Linked DNA regions of Mus musculus: all the other regions are linked to region 1. The links are chromatin loops, found by intact Hi-C in ENCODE. Cell type or tissue: left cerebral cortex. All regions are shown on one strand.

The links. Hi-C counts contacts between places; a loop is a spot of excess contacts. Peaks named below come from ENCODE experiments on the same cell type or tissue, not always from the same donor. Only the 100,000 strongest peaks of a DNase experiment are listed, where the experiment ranks them.
Region 2: a loop joins it to region 1, with 2.7 times the contacts of the local background. A loop is called at or near these places in 1 of 42 quality-filtered maps.
Region 3: a loop joins it to region 1, with 1.9 times the contacts of the local background. A loop is called at or near these places in 1 of 42 quality-filtered maps.

What each region holds. Positions count from the first base shown.
Region 1 is chr16:20,584,637-20,592,636 of GRCm38, reverse strand. It overlaps Vwa5b2 (von Willebrand factor A domain containing 5B2), which reads right to left and starts at 2,484. Exons shown (of 20, transcript NM_001384105.1): 1 at 1,739-2,484; 2 at 1,337-1,485; 3 at 1,087-1,257. The coding sequence starts at 1,475. Gm35685 (predicted gene, 35685) reads left to right here and starts at 2,035. Exons shown (of 3, transcript NR_168482.1): 1 at 2,035-2,753; 2 at 3,337-3,379; 3 at 4,501-4,676. In left cerebral cortex, no CTCF peak of the experiment used is centred here; DNase peaks (open chromatin) are centred at 2,003, 2,251, 2,550, 3,102 and 1 more place; H3K4me3 peaks cover 2,280 bases; H3K27ac peaks cover 1,488 bases.
Region 2 is chr16:20,664,670-20,672,669 of GRCm38, reverse strand. It overlaps the pseudogene Gm4462. Among named protein-coding and RNA genes, the nearest start is that of Eif4g1, 4.1 kb to the left of the region's middle. In left cerebral cortex, CTCF peaks have their summits at 3,131 (motif pointing right) and 4,667 (motif pointing left); no DNase peak of the experiment used is centred here; H3K4me3 peaks cover 397 bases.
Region 3 is chr16:20,683,680-20,691,679 of GRCm38, reverse strand. Eif4g1 (eukaryotic translation initiation factor 4, gamma 1) reads right to left here. Exons shown (of 33, transcript NM_145941.3): 19 at 7,764-7,868; 20 at 7,499-7,658; 21 at 7,172-7,272; 22 at 6,067-6,169; 23 at 5,725-5,821; 24 at 5,303-5,529; 25 at 5,049-5,167; 26 at 4,748-4,920; 27 at 4,405-4,530; 28 at 4,218-4,299; 29 at 3,043-3,141; 30 at 2,815-2,949; 31 at 2,628-2,709; 32 at 2,348-2,488. It overlaps Snord66 (small nucleolar RNA, C/D box 66), which reads right to left and starts at 7,424; the gene lies at 7,367-7,424. In left cerebral cortex, no CTCF peak of the experiment used is centred here; no DNase peak of the experiment used is centred here.

The sequences.
Region 1 (8,000 bases):
CTCTGTATCTAGGACACACAGGTGTTGTGAGCTGAAACCCACTTGGAGTCCTGTGTATCCATCACAGTGTTTACACCATCACCCCTAATCTCCCTTCACCAATTCCCACTCTTCTAGTTAAATGCTAGTTCCTCTTTCTGGAACATTCCTGGGGCTAGAACCTAGACTTTATTCTTGCTTCTACCTGTCTGTTAGGCTTAATCCAACTCTCCACACCGTTGGATTCTTTCTTTTTTTTTTTTTCTTACCTGATAGTCGTATGAACAAGAATCAAATGCGTATATAAATAAATAAACAAATAAATAGGATGCAAACCACAGAGCACAGCACAGGGGTGGATTTCCATGCCCTCCAGTACTCACTGGATCCCTTTGTCCCAGGTTCTATGTTAAATGACCTAGAAATGACCAAAGTACAGCCCCAAGCTCAGGAGGCAATGTTTCGGGAGAGATAGACAAGCAGGTACAGTGACATTTATTCTCCCTCTTAAGTGCTCTGACTGGGGAACAAGGGGGGAGCACAGTCAATTATTCGTGGAGGATAAGGGAGAATTCCATAAGGAGAAAGCATTTGAGTAACTCTCAGAGAACAAGCACAAACACATTAGTTAGAGCCAGCGGATGGTAGAGCTGAGCAGTATAAATTGAGCTTTAGCTAGGAGTGAGAACCTGGGCTGTTAGACAGGACAGTGGATTTGATTCTGGAGCTAGTCCGTTCATAGGTTCACCGGAACTCATGTGTGTAGTCTAAGAGGCAAGGGACTGAGGAGGAGATAGCCTGCCTCAACCTAAAGAGACTATGGCTACCTGAACAGTAGAGGTCTTTGGTACCCTGTAAGCTACTTTGTGCCTATTGTGTCTGCCTGGCTGCGAAGGACAGACTCAGCCTGGGCCACATTCTTTCAGTACCAGGTTCAGGTTAGATGCCCAGTCCATGACTGCTGGATAAAGGGGTAACCAATGGATGGAAAATAAAATCAGCGTCTGGAAGAAGAAAGGAGGCTGGCGATGTTAGCGGAGGCACGAGGGTGCAAGAACCTGAGCTGGCATTCGAGGGCGCGGGCTCGGGCTCGGGCTCGGAGCTTACCCTGTGCGCAGCGGCGGGGTGTAGAGGTCCCTAGTCCCGGGCCCAGAGCGCGACAGCAGGCGGCCTGTGATCGGCGCCGGCTATGCAACTGGAAGGAGACGCGCCGTCCGGCCGCCTCGGCCTCGAAGCCAGATACCACCTCCGCCTCAGCCAGAGGGTACACGAACACGCCTGCGAGCAGGAACAGGCAGACCTGCTCTCGAACCCCACCTGGCATTTGCTACCTCCCCGCGCCCGCACCAGGTCTCACCTTCCACCGGCTGGGGCTGTGGGTTGTGGTAGGTAAGCCGGGCACGCAGGCTGAGGCAGGGTCCCTTGGCATAGGCCCGGACGCAGGAGTCGGTGAGCGGCAGCGGCGTCCAGCTGGTGGGGCAGTACAGGCCAGGCATGGTGCCCACCCTGCGTGAACAGGGGCTGGATGAGGGGCACCTCGCTCCAGCGTCATGAAAACTAGCTATGCCACCTGACCCTATCGGGTACCTGGGGACCTGGGGATGAAAGCTTGCAGAGGGAGCAAGGCTGAGTCGGGAGACCCCCCCACCCCCACCCCCACCCCCAAGCCGCAGCGTCCAAGCAGACAGGTGGCGGGGCAGATAACAAGAGGGGTGTGTGTGTGTGCAAGGATGGAAAGATGGGCATCCTCGCCCGTTACCTGGGTAGCAGGAGCAGGGAACAGCTCTCCGCAATGGGGGAATGGAGGGTTAATGGTTAACCCTCCAGTCCAGGCGTCCTCCAGTCCCGCTGCGGGTTGCGAGCCGGGGGCTTGGGGGGTGGTGCCCACAGCTGTTCCTGCACCTTCTCGGGGCCTCACCACCGCCCCCGTACCTGCCCCCTGCCTCCTGGCTCTCCACGGTTGCCAGCTGTCGGAAGTGGTGCTTCTGGAGAGATGGAAGATACTCTGGGTGGAAAGCAAAGGTTTAAAGGGCCAGCATTGCCCTAGGCGCCCCTAGCTCACAAGGGTCCCCAGGGACAGGGTGAGGTCGGGAGCTGAAAAGGCTGCAGTCTTTATCTCTCCTTGCCTTTCGTGACTGGAGTACTGAGAGAGGCTGTAGACCGTCTTGAAAGGTTGCAGTAGGAAGAACTAGAAAGGGACGGGAAAATGCGTCTCGGGAAGTCAGATGTGCAGAGGTGTCGCGGCAGCGGGAGTCCATGTCATCTGATCTAGAGCGGCTCTCCCCGCCCAGGCTGGCCTGAGACTAGGTAGCCACAGGGGATGCTACAGGGTGGGTCTTGGGATCGCCCCCTCCCTTTGGGCAGCCCAAGCCTCACCGTCACTTCTTGGTGGAGTTGTGGGGCGTCGCGACCAGACAAGAGTGGGTGATGCTTCCTCTGATGTCCAGACTGCCCCTTGTTCCTGCACCTGCGCGATCCACCTCGGAACTACCACTGAGATCCTGTGAGTCGGGAGAGGGGCGCCAGCCGGGCTGCTGGCTGGTAGTCCCGCCCGGGTTCCAAGAGGCCGCCCCTCCAGCCCGCCTCTGCCCCGCCCGCCACTGCGGAGGGGGCTGCGGCTCAGTTCCTTCGGGCACCGCACCGCCTCCGCGCGTCAGCTCAGGCCGGCAGAGCCAGGCAAGAGACCGCAGTGCAGAGAGCCAGTACCCCAGCCACTGCACGACCCCCACCAACGGCACAGTGAAGCTGAGCGCCCCCTCTCCATCCTTCTGGAGGTAAGGAGTTTCGTGAGCAAAACAGGGCGGCCGAGTCTGCAAACACATCCCCCCCTCTTCCCAACACTGCAGTGGCCCACCCACCACCACCCCGCCCTGGGTGGACTCCCGCTCACTGCAGTGACCCTCCCTCATCACCGCATCGGAAACCATTTAGGCCTCGCCCCCCACAAGAAGCAAATAGGTTATTGCAGAAACCTCCCCTTTCGCGGCATGTGCCTTCGTTTGTGTGCTCACCAAAGCGGTTGCCCTCAATCCAGTCTCCCCATCACTGCAGCGGCGTTCCCACCCGGAAGCACCCTGGGCTCCTTCACTGCAGTGTTGTTATACCCTTCCTTTTCTGGGAGTGGGGAGGATGCGCAGGACGGCTTCCTTGCACGAGGGCCTCCAGAGTAAAGCCTTCTAGCTTTCCCAAGGGTGCGGGGCTGCTCCTGTCACAGCAGTGGTCCCCGCCTCCCATTCGTCAGCCTAGCACCTAAGGTGGGGGCATTCTTGCTCAGAAAAACAGGCTCCTTGAAATTGGCAGGATTTTCGCGTGTTTCTCACTGCAAAACATTAGGAAGATCTGTAAAATCTCCTCTAGGATCTTGAGGGAAGAGTCTGGGAACCCCGGGAAGTGAGCGAAGGTAAGTATATTTGGGGTCACCCTTACAAGCACTCCTAAAGATGCCCTATTCCAATTCTGCAAAAAGAAGTTAAGGAGTGCTGTAGGTGGGAGCAGTCAGAACTGTGAGATTGAGGTAAGAGAGTTTTTGTTTGTTTTACATATAGACACCCAATAACTCACACCATTTGTTAAAATTACTATTTGGAGCCATGCAGTGGTGGTGCAGGAGAACTACACAGAGTTGGAAAAAAGCAAAACAAACAAATACAAACACACACACACACACACACACACACATACACACACACAATTAGGGATGGCTCAGTGGGTAAGGGTAAAAAGCACTTTGCTGACAAACCTGATAACCAGAGTTTAATTCCTGGGATCCACGTGGTGGAAAGAGAGTATTGACTCTCACAGGTACACGTGTGCTTTGCCTACATGAATGCACATAAATGACATGCACACCTGCTGAAAGACACCAGAAGAGGACAGCAGATGCCTTGGAACTGGAATTTGGGTGGTTGTAAGTTACAATGGAGGTGCTGGGAACCCTGGTTCTTTGCAAGAACAAGTGACTTTAATCTCTTAGCCATCTGCCATCTCTCCAATGCCAAACAGATGTTGTTTTTGTTTTTTGTTTTTTGTTTTTTGTTTTTTGTTTTTTTTTTTTGAGACAGGGTTTCTCTGTGTAGCCCTGGCTGAACTGGATCTCACTCTATAGACCAGGCTGGCCTCAAACTCAGAAATCTGCCTGCCTCTGCCTCCCAAGTGCTGGGATTAAAGGCGTGCACCACCACTGCCTGGCTTTAAATTAATTTTAAAGTGTTTTAAATACTATTTGGGGGAGGCAAAGAGAAGGATCATGATTTTGAAATCAATCTGGACTGTTATCTTTTTGTTTTGTTTGTTGTTTTTGTTTGTTTTGTTTTGTTTCATTTGGCTTTTTTCCCCAAGTCAGGGTTTCTCTGTGTAGCCTTGGATGCTCTGGAATTCACTTTGTAGACCAGGCTGTCCTCGAATTCACAGAGATCTGCCTGCCTCTGCCTAAGACCTTACCTTACAAATAAAATAAAATAAAATAAAATAAAATAAAATAAAACCCTAACTTTTCCTTGATTGAACTGCTTTTGTCAACAGTAAGTCTGTGGGCTTGTGAGATCGTGGCTCAGTGAGTAAAGGCATTTGCCACCATGCCCGGATAACCTGAGAACTGTCTCCAGAACCTGCATGGAAGAAGGCTGTGTATGATGGCATTATGTGCCCCTCCCCCACAAATATGCTCCCAAAATAAATACCATGTAACTTTAAAACTTTTAAATTAAAAACCACTTGGTTATGCTTGTCTGAGGGTAGCTTTTGGTTTTCTATTATGCTTAGATATTTATTATTTTGCCCATATCACAGTTTTGATATGAACAAATACTAAAGATAGATAAGGCAAGAAATTGTGTAAAAGGATTCCTCTATTCTTGTTTTTCAAAAATAATTTGAATTATTTTAGTTTTTTTGCCTTTCCATATAAATTGTAGAATAATCTTGCATATATGTACTTTTGGGAGTGGCATATATATATATATATATATATATATATATATATATATATATATAGTCTATCTATGTGGCCTTAGCTGTCCTAGAACTCTTGGTGTAAACCAGGCTGGCCTTAAACGAACAGAGATCTGTAGAGAGAATCTCTTGTGTGTGTACTGTGTGAACCCATCTCCTGCCAATAAAGAGCTGATGGCCTAATAGCAAGAGGCAGGAAATAGAAGGCTGGAATTCTGATAGAGATTGGAATTTCACCCTGGGCTCAGAGGAGACAGACTCATGAAACTGAAGAGAGGTAAATAGCCATATGGTATACATAGACTAGAATAAATGAGATATTTGTCATTAGCTAGTTGGGAACAAGCCCAAGCTTATGACCTAAGCATTTACTCATAAATAATTAAGTCTCAGAGTCATTATTCTGGGAACAAAATACTCCTGGTTACAGAGATCCACAAGCATATGCCTCCTATGTACTGGGATTAAGGATATGATTAACAAGGATATCCTGACAAGGCTTCAGGTTTTCGAGACAGTCTTGATAGTGTAGTTCAAACTATGTTCACACTCATAGCAGTCTTTCCTGCCTCAGCCCGCACCACAGCTGGCTCAGCTAATCTTTCTGTTTGCTTGAGACAGAATCTCTCTGTGTAGCCCTAGCTGTCCCGGCTCTCGCTCTGTAGACCAAGCTGGTTTCAAACTCACAGAGATCCACCTGCCTCTGTTTCCTAAGTGTCTGGGTTGAAGGTGGCTGCCACCATGCCAGGCCAAGGCTAATCTTATCTCTAAAAAACTCTTGCTGGAGTTGGTGAACGTTCAGGCTGGACATTTAGCAGATGTGGCCTCAAAAAAGAAGAGTCCTTAGACTTATGGCAGGGATTTTGTGTTCTGTAGTTGAAAGACCTCCAGGCTCAGCACAGACTGTAGAGTTTCTCATTGGTACAGATCAGATTCATCATCACAAATTTACCAAATCAAGAATTCCAGATTGGGGGGGGGGGCGGTTAAAGATGACTCAGTGTGCAAAGACAGTTGCCACTCAAGACTGGCGACCTGAGGTTGATCGCTGAAACCCACATACAGAGAAGGAGAGAACTGACTCCACAAAGTTGTCCTGACTCCCACATGTGCACTATGGTGCATACATGTGAGCATACATACATGCATGCATACATACATACCACACACATACAGAAACACACACATCACATGCAATGTTTGAAAAAATGATAATTTCAGATAGGGGCTGGAGAGATGGCTCATGGCTATGAGTGCTTGCTGCTTTTTCAGAGGACCCAAGTTTGATTCCCAGCACCTACATCAAGCTGCTCACAATCACCTACTCCAGGAAGTCAGTCACCCTTCTCTGGCCTCCACTGACACCAGTGCACAAACACACATACACATACATAAGAAGTACATAAATATACAAAATTAAATTTAAAACAAGATTTTATTTATAAATTATGTATGTCTATACAGGTGAATGCAGAAGCCCGAGACATGGTCCTTCTGCAGCAGGAGGCACAGGTAGTTTTTGAGCTGCCTGATGTGAGTACTGAGAATCAAACTCAGGTCCTTTGGAAGAGTAATAGAAGCTCTTAGCCACTGTCCTCTTTTGGTGTGTCTGAAGACAGCAACAGTGTACTCATATACACAAAATAAATAATTCTAAAAAACATTACCATCAATGGGAGGAGAGGCCCTTGGTCCTGTGAAGGTTCTATGCCCCAGTATAGAGGAATGCCTGGGCCAGGAAGCAGGAGTGGGTGGGTTGGGGAGCAGGGGGAAGGGGAAGAGGATGGGGGATTTTTGGAGGGGAAACTAAGAAAGAGGATAACATTTGAAAAATAAATAAAGAAAATATTTAATAAAAAATTACACCTGGGTGTGGTGGCACACACCTTTAATCCCATCACTTGGGAGGCAGAGACAGTTGGATCTCTGTGAGTTCAGCCTGGTCTACAAAGCAAGTTCCAGGACAGCCAAAGCTACATAGTGAGATTTTGCCATAAATACTCTTCTTCCCCCTCTCCAAAGGTGCTTGGCCTAGAGAAAGCAAATACCTCTCAAATTCACATTCCCTCAGCAAATGAAAAACTGTATGTGATTAGAAACTTGATAAGAGTCCAGCCCCTGGGATGGCACAGCACGTAAAGGCACTTGTTGCCAAGCCTGAGTTCCATGTCCTAGACCCACACACACCATCAGTAGACTCCTGCAAGTTGTCCTCTGACTTCTCTGCACAGTCATGCCATGTGCACATCCACAAAGTGAATAAATGTAATGAAAGTGAATTAAAGAACACAGCCCCTGAAGCTGCCAGAGAGACTCTGACCAGAAGAAAACACCTCTACAGTATGCCCAGGAACACTGCAGAGTTAGTTGTACAGTGTCAGCTGGAGTCTGTGAAGGAGGTCACAGAGCTTGATGACACAGTTTCAGACTGCAAAATGCAAGTCATTTTTATTCAAAAGGAAATGTTTGTATTAGAGTATACTTTGTTTCTAAAGGTCTATTTGTATGGGTATGCATTTTGTCTGCATGTAGGTCGGTGCTCCAGTGCAGATATGGTGCCATGAATTCAAAAGAGGGCACTGGGTTATCTGGAACTGGAGTTACAGACAACTGGGAGCTGCCCAGTGGGAGCTGGGAACTGAGCCTAGGTCCTCTGAAAGAGCCACAATGTCCTTAATTACAAACTCGTTTCTCTCTTTTTTAAACCCAGGGAAGTGGGGAGTTGCTGAGACTCTAAGGATTGTATTAGACCTGATATTAATTCTGGAAGAACTGGCACTATTACTATGCTGTTTTGAGATGGGCCTTGCTATGATGCCCAATCTACTGTCTAAGTGGTTGGCACAAGTGGCCTCCCTGCCACATATCCCAAGTACCCAACACTGCAGATATGAGCCATCATGATCAGGTATTGTCTTGAATCGAATTCACAGTCACACTATACTTCTTAGTTTAATTAGATTCACTTTGTTTACTTTTTGGTAGTGGGTATTAAACTCAGGATTTCACCAGTGCTCAGCAAGTTTTCTCCCACAGAGCTACATGCCAGCCTTTGTTTTTGAGACAAGGTC
Region 2 (8,000 bases), 80 kb before region 1:
CCCACTGCCCGCCCCCGTGTCCCCTCCCGAACTTTGGAACTCCCAGGCCGACCCCCTCTGAGGCTCTGGCGGTTCTTTAGTTCATTCATACTTTGCGCAAGCATTTATTGAGCGCGTGAGTGCTAAGTGAAGTGCCGGCCTGGAGCTCAGAGTGCGGAATCTAAAAAGCAGTCCTGCCCTAGTAAGTGTAGTGTGCAAATTATGCAGCCTCTGAAAATGCTATAGATTTGATCTTTGATAGACCTATTAACAAAGGAAATTCAATATTGCACCAAAGAAACTGCCGCAATCTAAAGAAGCAATTTTACTTTTGTTTTTTTAAAAAAATCAGTTGCTCCTAGGGAAACGCAAAAGTCAACATGAAAACTTTGGAATAATGGAAAAAGGAATCCCAAAGCTGTACGTGTGCTGACTGGCTAAGGCAGGGAATCAGTTACCATAAGCTTTAAAGTAGGGAAATGTCACCAGGCAGTGGCGAGCCACGCCTTTAATCTCAGCATTCCAGAAAGATAGGCAGGTAGATCTCTGAGTTCAAGGCCAGCCTGATCTACAAAGCAAGCTCCAGGACGGCCAGAGTTACAGAGAGACCACATCTTGAAGATTTCTGAGATGGTTCAATGGTTGGCGCACTGGTTGCTCTTTATTGCCTGCTCTTCAAGAGGATCTGGGTTTACTTCCCATAACCCATAAGGCAGTTCATGTCTGTGTGTAACTCTGATTCGTTAGAATTCTGCCCTCTTTTGCCCTCTAAAGGCACCACATATGCATGTAGTGCACAGACATATGAAAACAAAACATTCATACACGTAAATATTTAAATTTTAAAAATAGGAAAATTTGAACTGGGTGGTGGTAGTCCACACCTTTAATCCTAGTACTCCAGGGGCATAGGCAGGAGAATCTCTGTGAATTAAGGGCTAGACTAGTGTAGAGAGCTAATTCAGGACAGCTAGGGTTACACAGAGAAACCCTGTCTCGAAAAACAAAAAAAATAGCCAGGCTGTGGTGGTGCACGCCTTTAATCCCATCACTTGGGAGGTAGAGGCAGGTGGATTTCTGAGTTTGAGGCTAGCCTGGTCTACAGAGTGAGTTCCAGGAGAGCCAGGGCTACAGAAAAACCCTGTCTGGAAAAACCAAAAAAAAAAAAAAAGAGTTGTACTCTATTGAACTGAGCATTTGAGCATTTAGTTAGGTAGCAGAGCCTTTCCCACTGGCCTTTCTCCCTCTCACATGCTACCTCCTAGCATGCATTATATCACAGAATTGGTGACCTAAGTGAGGGGGGCAATAATGTAAACTTCATCACTGTGCTACCAAGAAAGCAAGGCTACAGGGTGGGCAAATGCGGGCACAAGGATCCTCTAGATGGCCTGAGTCCTCAGTGGTCATGTGCTTTCCCAGCATTTGGGAGACCTTGGGTTCAATATGCAGTAACAGAAAACAACCAGTCCAAAAAAAAAAAAAAAATCACCATAATCAGTAGCTGGAGAGACAGCTCAGGTAAAAATTGAGCATGTGCCAGGTAGTGGTGGCACATGCCTTTAATCCCAGCACTTGGGAGACAGAGGCAGGCGGATTTCTGAGTTCTGCAGAGTGAGTTCCAGGACAGCCAGGGCTACACAGAGAAACCCTGTCTCGAAAAACCAAAAAAAAAAAAAAAAAAAAAAAAAAATTCAAGCATGTGATGGTACACATCTTTAGTTCCAGCACTTGGGAAGCAGAGGCAGACTCTTAAGAGTTCAAAGAAAGCCTGGTCTACAAACACAAATTGAGAGTTCCAGGACAGCCAGGGTTATACAGAGAAACCCTGTCTCGAAAAACCAAAAAAAAAAAAAAACCACTAAATCTGAATCTGCTCCCCAAGACCCACATTAAAAGCTGGCCAGGGGGGCTGGAGAGATGGCTCAGGGGTTAAGAGCACTGACTGCTCTTCCAGAGGTCCTGAGTTCAATTCCCAGCAACCACATGGTGCTTATAACCATCCGTAATGTGATCTGATGCCCTCTTCTGGTGTGTCTATCAACAACTACAGTACACTTATAAGTAAAATAAATCTTTAAAAACAAAACAAATAAATGCTGACCAGGACTTGTAATTCCAGCACCAAGAAAGTTGAGAGAAGGCAAGATGCCCAGGGATTTGCAAACCAGCCAATCTACCTGAATCACGTGCGCTGCATATTTATGAAAGATTTCTCTAAAAAAGGAAGGTTGACAGCTCCCCAGGAAAACACTAATTGACCTTTAGCCTCTCATGCACACATATACAACTCCCCAATATAAATATCTGTGGATACACACACACACACACACACAGGGGATGAGGGCATTAGGAAACTAAATTATCACTCTAAAGATCTGAGCAACAGTTTTGAAGAAATAAAACAAAATATACACTTGTGGAATGAACCAAGGTAAACCTGCAGAGTGTTTTGTAACTTTCTGCTGAACTCAGTGAGGCCTGTCACATAGGGCTCCCTTCTCTGCTGGCTTTTTTTCCTAAACAAACTAGTAAACAAAAATCAATTACGGCCGGGTGTGGTGGCACACGCCTTTAATCCCACCACTCGGGAGGCAGGTGGATTTCTGAGTTCGAGTGAGTTCCAGGACAGCCAGGGCTATACAGAGAAACCCTGTCTCGAAAAAAAGCAAAAAAAAAAGAAAAAAAAAAATCAATTACTGCCATGTATCTGATAACTCTCTCAGTTCATTAACCAGAAACTGCTCTTGAACTTTTTTTTTTTTTTGGTTTGGTTTTTTCGAGACAAGGTTTCTCTGTATAGCCCTGGCTGTCCTGGAACTCACTTTGTAGACCAGGCTGGCCTCGAACTCAGAAATCCGCCTGACTCTGCCTCCCGAATGCTGGGATTAAAGGCATACACCATCACTGCCCAGCTCCAGAAACCATTCTTTTTTTTTTTTTTTTAAACATCTGTGTTTTTTTTTTAAAGATTTGTTTATTTATTTTATGTATATGAGTACACTGTAGCTGTAGTTGTGAGCCTTCATGTGGTTGTTGGGAATTGAATTCTGGATCTCCGCTTGCTCCAGTCGACCCCACTCGCTCCAGCCCAAAGATTTATTTATTATTATAAATAAGTACACTGTAGCTGTCTTCAGACTCACCAGAAGAGGGCACCAGATCTCATTACAGGTGGTTGTGAGCCACCATGTGGATGCTGGGATTTGAACTCAGGACCTTTGGAAGAGCAGTCAGTGCTCTTACCTGCTGAGCCATCTCGCCAGCCCCAGAAACCATTCTTAATCTTGATTGGTTAAGTATATAGTCCAGGGAAAGGTATGGAAGGAAATTAAGCTAGACATTCAGGCTCAGCCAGGCGGTGGTGGCTCACGCCTTTAATCCCAGCACTTGGGAGGCAGAGGCGGGTGGATTTCTGAGTTCGAAGCCAGCCTGGTCTACACAGTGAGTTCCAGGACAGCCACAACTACACAGAGAAACCCTGTCTCGAAAACCCAAAAAAAAAAAAAAAAAAAAAAAAAAAAAGGTTTCAAAGTGAGTCTATAGGGTGAAATCTTGTCCCCTGAACTACCTAACAAAAAGTCACATGAAAACAATTTTGTTTGTGTTGTGACCAGTGCTGTGCTGGAATGTGAACAGAGGTACTTGGTACCACTGAGATGGCCTAAGGCCAGAGTCAGGTGCTATGGGCCTGTAACCTCAGCTACTTGTGAGTCTGATAGAAAGTTCACTACACTACTGGCTTGTGTGTCCAAAGGCACATTGGGCTACATAGTGAGATCTTGTCTCAAAAGCAAAAAAAAAAAAACAAACAAACAAAAAACTGGTGGCGCACGCCTTTAATCCCAGCACTTGGGAGGCAGAGCAGGCAGATTTCTGAGTTCGAGGCCAGCCTGGTCTACAGAGAAACCCTGTCTCACCCCCCCCCCCAAATAAAAATAAATAAATAAATAAATAAATAAAAATACATAGAGAAACCCTCTCCTCCCCACCCTCCCGAGAAAGAAGACTGAGAATGTAGCTCAGTGGAGTATTTGCCTTGGAATGTACAAGGCCCTAGACTCAGTACCCATAATACCTCTCCCCAGGAGAAAAAGACCTGGATTGGGCAGGGGAGTCTGGGAGTAGGAGAAAGATGGATATGTAGAAGCAAAAAAGGCAGGATATCCGTAGCTTGGGGTAGCAGAAGCAAATGGGAGGAAAAGCTATTTGTTTCCAGAAACCATTCTGACACCCAGAGCTTCATCCAAACAGATGGTTACTTACCTACTCGCATCCAGCAGTCCTCAGGGAGAGCTCTTAGAAAAACTCTTTTAGACCTGGCTTGAGCCTCAATTTTTGAGACAGGGTTTCTCTGTGCGGTCCTGGCTGTCCTGGAACTCACTGTGTAGACCAGGCTGGCCTCGAGCTCAGAAATCCACCCGCCTCTGCCTCCCAAGTGCTGGGATTAAAGGCGTGAGCCACCACCGCCTGGCTGAGCCTGAATGTCTAGCTTAATTTCCTTCCATACCTTTCCCTGGACTATATACTTAACCAATCAAGATTAAGAATGGTTTCTGGGGCTGGCGAGATGGCTCAGCAGGTAAGAGCACTGACTGCTCTTCCAAAGGTCCTGAGTTCAAATCCCAGCATCCACATGGTGGCTCACAACCACCTGTAATGAGATCTGATGCCCTCTTCTGGTGAGTCTGAAGACAGCTACAGTGTACTTATTTATAATAATAAATAAATCTTTGGGCTGGAGAGAGTGGGGTCAACTGGAGCAAGCAGAGGTCCAGAATTCAATTCCCAACAACCACATGAAGGCTCACAACTACAGCTACAGTGTACTCATATACATACTCATACGCCTTTAATCCCACCATTTGGGAGGCAGAGGCAGGCAGATTTCTGAGTTCGAGGCCAGCCAGGGCTACACAGAGAAACCCTGTCTGGAAAAAAAAAAAAAAAAAGAAAGAAAGAAAGAAAGAAAGAAAAAAGAAAGAAAGAAAGAAAGAAAGAAAGAAAGAAAGAAAGAAAGAAAGAAACCTCTTATGCCTCAGCTTTCTGAGTGCTGGGATTACACGTATAAGCCAACACACCTGGTTTATTTTAATTATATTTGTTTTGTGGGGGGGGCAGGGTCAGCAGACAACTGCTAGTAGTTGGCTCTCTCTCTGTCTTATAGGTCCAGAGAAGGTTTACTTACTTGCTGGTCCTGGTTTTTCTTTAGTTTTCTTTCTTTTTTTAAAAAAATTGGATATTTCTTTATTTACATATCAAATGTTATCCCCTTTCCTGGTTTCCCCTCTGAAAAGCACCCTCCCCCTATCCCTTCCCCCCTTCCCCTGCTCACCAATCCACCCTGCTTCCTGCCCTGGCCTTGGTTTTTTGTTTTCTTGAGACAGGGTCTCTTATAGCTCAGACTGGTCTCAAATTCAGTTTGTAGGCAAGGATGACTGCTTCTATGTACCACCTCACCCAATTTATGCAATGGTGGGGATTGACCCCAGGGATCCATGCATGCAAGAAAAGCACTCTACAACTGGATACACCACTGGCCCCCACATGAACCCCCAGACTCCTTTTTTGAGACAAGGTCTCAGTATGCAAATATGCAACCAGGCTGGTCTGGAAAGCCGAGGTCAGTCTGTTTCTGCCTCCCAGTGCCCTAACTGATCTTATTGTTACTACATCTAGAAATCCAGTAAGGCACTAATCAGATCACTATCAGACAATAACAGAGGCTCTTTCAGACAACAGTTATATTGAAGGGGCACAACAGACTTACTGATATCCAAGGATTAAACCTTTTACACATGGGGCCAAGTGAGAACAAGGTGATGGATGACTGAAGAGACCTGAAGTTGCTGATGCTTTCTCAGCTAAGATTCTGAGTTACAGGGATGATGGGAGATGGTTCAGTGGTTCAAAGAACTGGTTCCTCTTCCAGACGACCTGGATCTGAGTCCTTAAACCAATAGAACAGCTTATAACCTAGCTCTGTAATCCAGTTCCAGGAGACCTGACCACCTCTGACCACTACACACACACCCAAACAAAACATCCATACACAAAATTGAAAAAAAAAAATCAAGTGTTGTCATGCACACCTTTAATCGCAGTACTGAAGAGACCCAGACAATCTCTGTGAATTTGAGCCTGGTCTATATAGGGAGTTCCAGGACAGGACTATATAGAGATGCTACCTCAACAAAACAAAACAAACAAACAAAAAAACTACACACAAAAACAAAACAAAACAAAACAAAACAAACCTACACACACATACCAAGGAGGCCAAGTTTTAAATCCTAGAGACATATTACCATAATGACTAAGGGCACGAGATATACCTCAGATACCAATCCTAGTCTCTTACCTCTCATGTGACAATGAGCAAGTTATCAACCTCTCCCAAATTATACTCACCTCTGAAATTGCAACAGCCTCTGAAACACAAACAAGTTATTCTTCCAACGTGTATTGCATTTACTTAGTACTAGACAGTATTCAGAGGTTAAGTGCTGGGTCAACATTACCTATGGTTGTTTGGTAGGACCATGTGCTATGCCCACTGTTAGACATACACACATCTGCAGGACACCAGGCCCCAGGGTAGTGGATTTACACTTGTACTAGCTGTAAACTTTGTTCTAGTGCTTTCAACCTGTAGTAGCGCTGCCCATCAGGAGCAATTGCCTTCCCAGGAGTAGGTTGCTCCCCATCCCTATCACTCTGAGGTCAAAGTCAAGCAGAGATGCTAACGTGACCAGATCGCTCAAGCAGCAGCCTGAAAGGAGTTCTCAGGATATATCAAGTTAGAAAGGAGTGGAACTTCACAGTCTTGGGCGTCTTTTAGCCAAGGTCAGAAGATGGGCCTGGAGGAGTACACAAAATCCTTTGAAGGGTAGTTATAAGAGTTGATGTACAGGTCCTGGAGAGATGGCTCAAAAGTGCACTGACTGCTCTTCCAGAGATCCTGAGTTGTTCCCAGCAACCACACGGTGGTTCATGACCATCTGTAATGGGATCCGATGCCCTCTTCTGGTGTGTTTGAAGAAAGTGACAGTGTATTCACATATATTAAATAATTTTTTTAAAAAAGTTTATGTGCAAATATAGATGAATGCTCTAGAATATTCTTTAAAGCTGGATGTGTGGTACATGGCCTTTAATCTTAACATTCTGACATGAAGGCAGAAGTATCAATTTCAAGGTCAGACTTAGATACTTAGAAAGTAAAAGACCTTTATCAGCAGGGCAGTAGTGGTGCATGGCTTTAATCCCAGCACCTGGGAGGCAGAAACAGGAAGATCTGAGGCCAGACTGGTCTATAGAGCGAGTTCCAGGACAGCCAAGGCTATACAGAGAAACCTTGTCTCAAGAAACCAAACCAGCTGGGCGTGGTGGCACACGCCTTTAATCCCAGCACTTGGGAGGCAGAGGTGGGCAGATTTCTGAGTTCGAGGCCAGCCTGGTCTACAGAGTGAGTTCCAGGACAGCCAGGGCTACACAGAAAAAACCCTGAAAAAAAACAAAAAAAACAAAAAACTTTTAACTTTTTTTTTTCCAATGTTCAGTTTCCTTTAATGACCCCCATCTCCTTTGAAGGGTAGGTGCAGGCAGCTAGGCAACAGGCAAGACTTGTTCACTTGAAGATCTTGCCTTGATTGACAGCTTTGCCCACGTGCTGGAAGGTCCCCTCCCAGGAAAAGTACTCGAACTAGGGTCTGGGTCTCCTCGCTCCCAGGATCCAGTTTCCGCTATGTATACATCTCATAGTCCACCTGCCAATCTGGACTCAGCGCAAAGGCAAGCTCTTGGCCTCGGAAGACCCAAACACCAGAAATGGAGCTGCTGTTGTTGGTTCCAAAGAGGATAACACTAGCAAAGGCATTCTTCCTCAGTTTGTCCAATCGCTGAAACATCCCAGTGATGAGGTTGCAACTCATGAAGGTCGGGGTGAGCTCTTCAAGGAAGCAGTACTCAGCATACCACAGGGACCAGCCATCTTTATCAAAGTGCTTCCAAAAATATGG
Region 3 (8,000 bases), 99 kb before region 1:
GGTAAGCCTAAACTACCTAACTAGTTTGAGGCCAGCCCAGACTACTTAAGATTGCATCACAAAAGACTGACTAAAGAAATAAATAGTTGGAAGTTAGGTTCAACTCTAGGTCCAGCACTGAGTCCATGACAGACAGATTCGAGACAAACTTTGGCAGCCTCTTTGCCACATACTCATACCCTCTCTGGCCTCTAGAATGCTCCACTCTGCCCACTTCTCTTACCATCCCATCTTCCTGGTGAATCCCCCAGGAACCTTTAGCCATCACAGCAGTTTCCCTGAGGTGCTTGTCTTTTTTTTTTTTTTCTTTTTTTTTAGTTTTCGAGACAAGGTTTCTCTGTATAGCCCTGGCTGTCCTGGAGGAACTCACTTTGTAGACCAGGCTGTCCTGGAACTCAGAAATCCGCCTGCCTCTGCCTCCCGAGTGCTGAGATTAAAGGCGAGCACCACCACGCCCGGTTGGTGCTTGTCTTACAATGCAATCCCAGAACACCATCCACCCCATTCCTCACAAACTCCATTAGGTGAAGCACAGGACCTCAAGGCCAGCTCTAAGGTGATAAGCTAGCTTACTAACTACGGGAAGTTCAAGCCTGGGTTCATCCCTCTGGGTTTCCCACATCTCTGGGTAGAGCTGATCCTTCACTTATCCCACAACTGTGCTCCAAAGCCATCTGCTTTCTCAGAGAGCCCTGTACACCTGCTTATCTACTTTGCCCCACACATTTACCACATTTCTGTTAAGTCCAATCTTGCCACAAACAACCTTTTAACTACCCCACAGCTAAACAAGATTTTTGTACTTGTTTTTCTGTCTCAGACAACTATCTCAGTTCTCTCCAATTCAGAACTTTGGACCCCTACTTACTCCATCAAATTCTGTAGCTTGATAGTAAGACGTCGATGTTTTTTGTTTTTTTATATTTTTTTTTGGTTTTTCGAGATAGGGTTTCTCTGTATAGCCCTGGCTGTCCTGGAACTCACTTTGTAGACCAGGCTGGCCTTGAACTCAGAAATCTGCCTGTCTCTGCCGATGTCGATGTTTTAAATACTCAAGGTTTTTAATGTTTAGATAGGCTCCTGCCACACTATAGCATCTAGCATTTTCAACCATTTTCCTATACCAAACTTTTTTTGCTCACAGGCCCCTGCCCTATCTGTGTTCTCCATTTTACCAGAGCTCTTATCTTGAGGCAATCCCATTCCAAGCAAGCCAGTCTCCACTGTAAAATAGAAGTAAACAGCTAATTGACAGCATTTTAAAGGTACTTATGTTTTAGGTACTGTTTTTTGTTTTGTTTTTTATTAATGTATGTAGTAGCCTTGGTTGTCTTGATCAGAAACCCATTTTCCCATTTCCTGAGTGCCACCATGACCAGCTGGGGTAGGGATCATTCTCTAAAACAGGGTCTAATTAATCATCCTAGGCTGGCTTTGCACTTAGAGATCTTCTTCCCTGCCTCTGGTGATCACAGGGTACGGCACTACTGTTCTCACCTCAAATTCTTTTCTTTGCTTACAATCCTTACTCTATTCTGTGCAAGACCCCCATCAGTACTCACCTGGCCTTTAGTATCTGGCCCCTCACCCCTACTTCTTCATTCCCTCTTGTTCATGACTGCAGCACTTCCTTCAGTAGCGCTTTCCATGTCTCTATGCACAGGTAACCAACCCACACCCATCATCTCTTAGAGCTATCTACCAACACTCATGCTTTGACTCCAGGCCAGCACAGAACCATGCTCTATTTGCTCATTACAGTTTTTTAACACCTAAGCATGCCCATGTCCTGAATTTGTAAACCTCATACACAGTCATAAGCCCCCATCTTCCAATGTGGGAAAGGGAGATAAATCCATCCCTAATAGCTATTAAAAAGGCAGGCAAGCACTGGGCGGTGGTGACACACGCCTTTAATCCCAGCACTTGGGAGGCAGAGGCCGGCGGATATCTGAGGCCAGCCTGGTCTACAGAGTGAGTGAGTTCCAGGACAGCCAGGGCTACACAGAGAAACCCTGTCTTAGAAAAAACCAAAAAGGCAGGCAAGCACTTCAGCCTTGTATCAGACAGATGGGCACATGGTATCTGAAAGATGCTACTGTTTATCACCTCTGCATTGCTGTCATCTACTGGTCAAGCACAAAGCGGGCAGGCAATCAACCCTCCAGGCTTAGATTAACTCACTCCATTTGTAGGCAAGGAAACAAGCAGAGGGTAGGGTAAGTAACAATCAAATCACCATGGCATTTTGCTCTTTCCCCCGCCTCTCTTGGCTTGAGTACCTTCCATGACCAGCTTCTATCTGGCAGCCCCTCTGTCCCACCCTCACCCCTGCAGCCTGGCTTACTGGCAGGCTGTTCTAAGGTCACTACAAGGGCCTGGAGAGCATAGAGTGCTTGTAGCTCCTTCTGCTCATCACACAGGTATTTCTGCAGCAGTCTTGCTCGCACTTTCAACACTTGAACATCCACTCGGAGAGGAGTCTCAACTACAGGGGGGGGGGGGGAACAAAACAGAGTAATGAAGACTTCACCTGGCTTGGCTGGCCCTAGAAGGCCAAGACCAAAACTCCTTTCCCCCCATTAGATTGCCTGGCTCACCCTTGTCCCACCACTCCCCTGGCTTACAGATAATTGCAGAATAACAGACAGTTGTCATGAGGGCTCGAACTAATGTATTGGATGCTATCTGCTGCTCATTTAGGTTGGCCTGTACAGAAAAACAAATAGACTCTAAGTATTCACTCTTGTTACTCCCAAACCATCCACCTCAAAAACTACCTCTTTCCTTCCCCCATATCCACGAAAAACATACGTCTATCCAGTCGAACACACGCTGATTACTGCCGCCGTCCTTCAGCAGCTTCTCTAGCTGCCTACGAAGCTCCTCAAAGGCAAGTGTCCTCTGGCCAGGAGCTTCAGATTCTTCTCCCAAGGTATATTCCACCTTCTATAAACAAATGACCAAAACTAGTGTAAAAGATGAGGGAAAGATGAGACTAGCTAGCCCCAAATGCAGAATAAGTGAACTCCAGTGTCAAACCTTTTCAGCCACAAATGAGCCAACGTCTTGGCCCTCTGCTAGAAATTCCCTCCAGCTCAGCCCAGCCTCTCGCCACAGCATCCCCACCTTTTTGGGACCCTGAAAAACAAAAGACCAATTCAGCATCTCAATAGCTACTTCTACACATGGCCCTTGACTCTTAGGACTCAATAGTTCAATAATCATACTACATAGGCACCACCCTTCTATGCCTAGATTAAATAAACATCACAAGGAATAGGAACTCACTACCACCTCAGTGGTATGACATTAGGATGGGGGAGCGCATCTAGGAAAAGTATCACTTAGAGTTTGTAGAACTCTTAAGAAATCACTGGATCTGCCGGGCGTGGTAGCCACGCCTTTAATCCCAGCACTCGGGAGGCAGAGGCAGATGGATTTCTGAGTTTGAGGCCAGCCTGGTCTACAGAGTGAGTTCCAGGACAGCCAGGGCTACAGAGAAACTCTGTCTCGAAAAAAAAAACAAAAAAACAAGAAACCAAACAAAATGCCTATTGGTTTCCTACATTCAGAAAACCTTACACAATAAGGTTTTCATCTTCATACCTACACCTTCATCTTCACAAAACGTCCCTTTCAATCTTGTCTTACCCCTCAGAGTTCTAGACATTCAAACTTCACACTACATACCCAACTTCTTACAACCACGGGCACCACTCTCAACTTGACGTTTTCAAGGCCCTACATTCCAGACACCAATTAGCTTTCATAAAATAGTTGTAGTGCTCATCAAAGGTGGTCTTCCATTGCAAACACTCCATGGCCGGTCCTGAGATACTGTGATACTGTCTCCCATTTCACTCTAATCACTGAGGCTCCCATCTCTTCCTCTGCTCTGTACCAAGCTGGAGTTCACACTGTTTAACTGCTATAATCCTAGGATCTCGGTCTATAGTGAACTGTTCAAAGAAACACCAGTCAAATGAATTAGCCACGGGTCTAGGGTCTTTCTTTGCCAATCTTCCTTCAGCCCAGGAAGAACTCACGACACAAACTACCTATTTAACACTTTTCCTCTTTCAAGTATCAAAAGTAGTCCTAGCATTACAAATACTCCAGGCCAACAAAGGACCAAGAGGCTCCATGGTCACCCAAGGCAGCCAAAGCCATAAAAAAGTCTCTGAATATATCAACCTTTGAAAGGTTCAACTCACCATGCTCTTGCATAAGAGACCCAGGATCTCCAGCAATAAAGAAGTAGCTTTGCCCATGGGTCTCAGAGGCTTCGTAATTTCCCTGTAAGAAAGATCATCAATCCCGATGGCCTCCAAACCCAAGTCTGTAACTTGTCTCACTTCCTCCATTCTGTCTCTCACACCCACAAAGGGAGGGAGGGCCTACCTGAAGAGCTCTCCCATGGGCACCCCATCTTCCTGGAGAATAGGTGTAATCAGTTCTGCCAGGTAAAGCCATACATGAGGGATATCAATTTCCATGTCCTCAGCCAATTCTAGTGTTTCATACAGCCTGAAAAGGGAATAAGGGGTCAGGGCATTTAGAGATGGGTTAGACACCCTGCTTCTAGGGAAATACACAACTAAAAATCAAATGTGGAGCCCCCCCCCACCCCCCGAAACATTTTCCAGACATGAGACAACCTCCAGCTAAAATCTGAGATTTCAGGAATCCCACAAAGGAGAAGGAATTGGTGAGCTATGCGGATACGGACTAACACGAATCCTACCCTTGATAGTACTGGGCAGTAGAGAGGTGCCCCGCACAGAGCAGTTGGTGCAGTAGTCGCCCCATATGCTCACGAGCAATGGTACTACGCTCCAGCGTGGACTCGATACCAAGCCGTACGAAGATGAAGAGCAAGGAGGGTGAAGCCAGCTCCTGGACACACTGTACTGCCTCCTGAGGCAGTACATATGAAGAAGAAAACCATCATTGCCGGGTCCCCAGCCAATATAGACCATGCCAGTCAGCATGCCTCCCCTTCCCCAACCCTTACAAGCAATCACTAGTCCCTCCCCAGTGCCAACCTTCATGTCATTGAGATGGAGATATTCCTCAATGATGGCCTTAGATTTCTTCTCCACCTCATCCACAGACAGCGCAGCCTTTGGAGGGCTCACTGGAGGTAGAGTGGCTTCCCGCTTCACTACAGGGGAAGAGCTTTTCAGTGACTCGGCTTAAAAGAATCCAGAGTTTCTCAAGAAAGTTGGGGAGTACTCAGTCCCATATCACCCAATAGCCTTTCCCCCCATTCCTCTACAAGCCTTCCCTTCCTTCTCACCAGGATCCCGACCACGATCCTCTGTGAGGCTAGCTGCCTTGCGGAGTCCCTCAGGCTGGGATGGCCGCTCTCTACTTCGCTCCTCCACTTCTTTGCTAAAACTTCGCTTGGTGGCAGGTGTTCTGGCACGATCAAGTCGGTCCCCACGGTCACCTCCCCGCTCACTCCGCTCTAGTCGGTCTCCCCGGTCCCCAGCTTTCTCACCTCGTTCCCGGCTCAAGCTACTCCTGGAAGACAAAACACATGGTTTCTCACCTGTACCACTCAAGCATTTTATGTTGACTATCCAATATTCAGGGCAACCTCGGGGTCTCATTCTTGTCATCAAGGACATGTCCAGGCAATAAAGGAGAGATCCCTATGCTGTGACAACTAAAACCCAATCACAGTATTCTCTAACAACTCCACCCCCAGAAACTCACCTCTGTACAACACGTCTGTTATCTGTGTTCTCTGCGGGTAATGTTTGTTGAAGAGCAGAAAAGCGATTCAAGGTAGCTGGACGAGTAGCTTCCGATGCTAGGAAGGGCAGAAAGCAAACTTCATGAACCCATTTCTACCTTCCAAGAGCTAGAGTACACCACACACCCTTACTACTTTATGCATCCCATTATTGTTTAGGACTCTTGGTCACAAGTAATTCAGGCCTTGGCATCATGTATAACTCCTACATTTATTCCCTAATTACTTATTCTGTATAGGAAAGACGAACTCAAGGAAGCTGAGAATAGCAAGTACCCAAATCCCTACAGTGGCCTCCATACCTGTGTCTGAGGGCTTGGCTCCTGAGCCCCCACTGCTGCCCTTGCCCCAACTCAGTCGTCCTCCAGGTGCAAAAAGCTGGTTGTTAGAATCAATGGAACCAGGCTGCCAAAGGAAAGACAGCAGACTCGTATGTCTTACCTAACTTAAGCCCTTAGCACAAATGACAGGTGAGGCAAGCTTTGACTAAACAGTCAAGAGAGTAAATATTTTAGGGCTTTACAATCCACAGCCTATGGCTACTACTCATTGTTATTATAATGTGAAAATAGTGTTAACATAAAGGAATAACTTGTCATATCAAGTAATTACCCATAGACAGTAAAATTCAAGTTCTATATACTTTTTAAAAAAAGGTTTACTATGAATATACTGTTCTGTCTGCATGTAGGCCAGAAAAGAGCACCAGCCCACGATCATTGCAGATGGTTCCTGGGACTTGAACTCAGGACCTCGAAAGAACTGCCAGTGCTGTTAACCTGAACCCAAATTGTACATACTCTATATACTATATCACACCTTTCTTTTTTTTTTTTTAAAAGATTTGTTATTTATATGAGTACACTGTAGCTGTCTTCATGTACACCAGAAGTGGGCATCAGATCTCTTTACAGATGGTTGTGAGCCACCATGTGGTTGCTGGGAACTGAACTCAGGACCTCTGGAAGAGCAGTCAGTGCTCTTAACCGCTGAGCCAGCTCTCCAGCCCTATTTTTTTAATCACTTAAAATCACTCTTGGCTTGATTTTGGTGGGGTTTTTTTTGTTTGTTTGTTTGTTTTGTTTTCCCGAGACAGGGTTTCTCTGTGTAGCCCTGGCTGTCCTGGAACTCACTTTGTAGACCAGGCTGGCCTCAAACTCAGAAATCTGCCTGCCTCTACCTCCCAAGTACTGGGATTAAAGGCGTGCACCACCACTGCCCGGCAATTTTGGTGTTCTTATCAGCTTACTAAGACCAATATGAACAAATCCTTTAGTGGGTGGCAGTTCATCTAACTAGTCTAAGTTCGGCTATCACCACCCTAGCTGGGGGGGGGGGGGGGGGGGGCGCTAATGCACACTTCATTCTCATCACCCTCCAACTCACCTACTCCAGAAAACAACCTACCTTTGTGATCTTGGTGAGCCGTGAGGTGTCAATGGGGCGACTGCCTTTGCTAATGGGGACTGTATTCCAGCCACCATCATCTACAAGTGGAAGGCCACGGTCTGAGGAAAGGAAAAAGGGAGGGAGGGAGAGTGGGGGGAGCATGTTGGAGTAACAAGTCCTGACAACCCCTTCTTGGGCCACCCTTAGCCTCTCTTCCTCAGGTCCTCAATCCCATCATGTGGTCTCAGTGGCCCAGACACGTGGCACTGACAGAAGTCATCAGCGGAAAGGGTATTATATCCTCTAGGAGCTCCTCTGCCTCCTCAGCCCGAGCCTCACACTCACTGATAGGCGGGCCTGGAGGGCCACCCCGACGTTTGTCGCTGCCCTTGGCCATGAGCTGCTGTACTTTAATATGTTCTCGGTGCTCTTCCATCTCAGCCTCCTTGTGAATTTGATCAATAGTCTTAGGACCCTGATCCCCTCGGCGTGGCACCCAATTACTCTTTGGGAACAAAGTGGAAAGAAAGTTATTTTGGGGTTGGCGGGGACCAGCCAAGGTAGTATCAGAAACTAGAGTAGCAAATGAAATGGGGAAGAGGACACATACCTGCCGCAGATCGAGTACATCCTGCAGCATAAAACGGATGCGAGATGAGGTCTTCTTTTCTTTAATGATTTTTTCCATTTGGTTGAAATACTGATCCATTCGAGGCTAGGAAGCAAATGGATCAGATCAATTGTCTCCCCCTTCCCTCTTTTTATTTTCTCCTGACATTGGTTAAGCATCCCAAACCCCTCAGCCTGTATCTTGTCAGCAAACAGGAGACCCCTATGTCTTACTCAT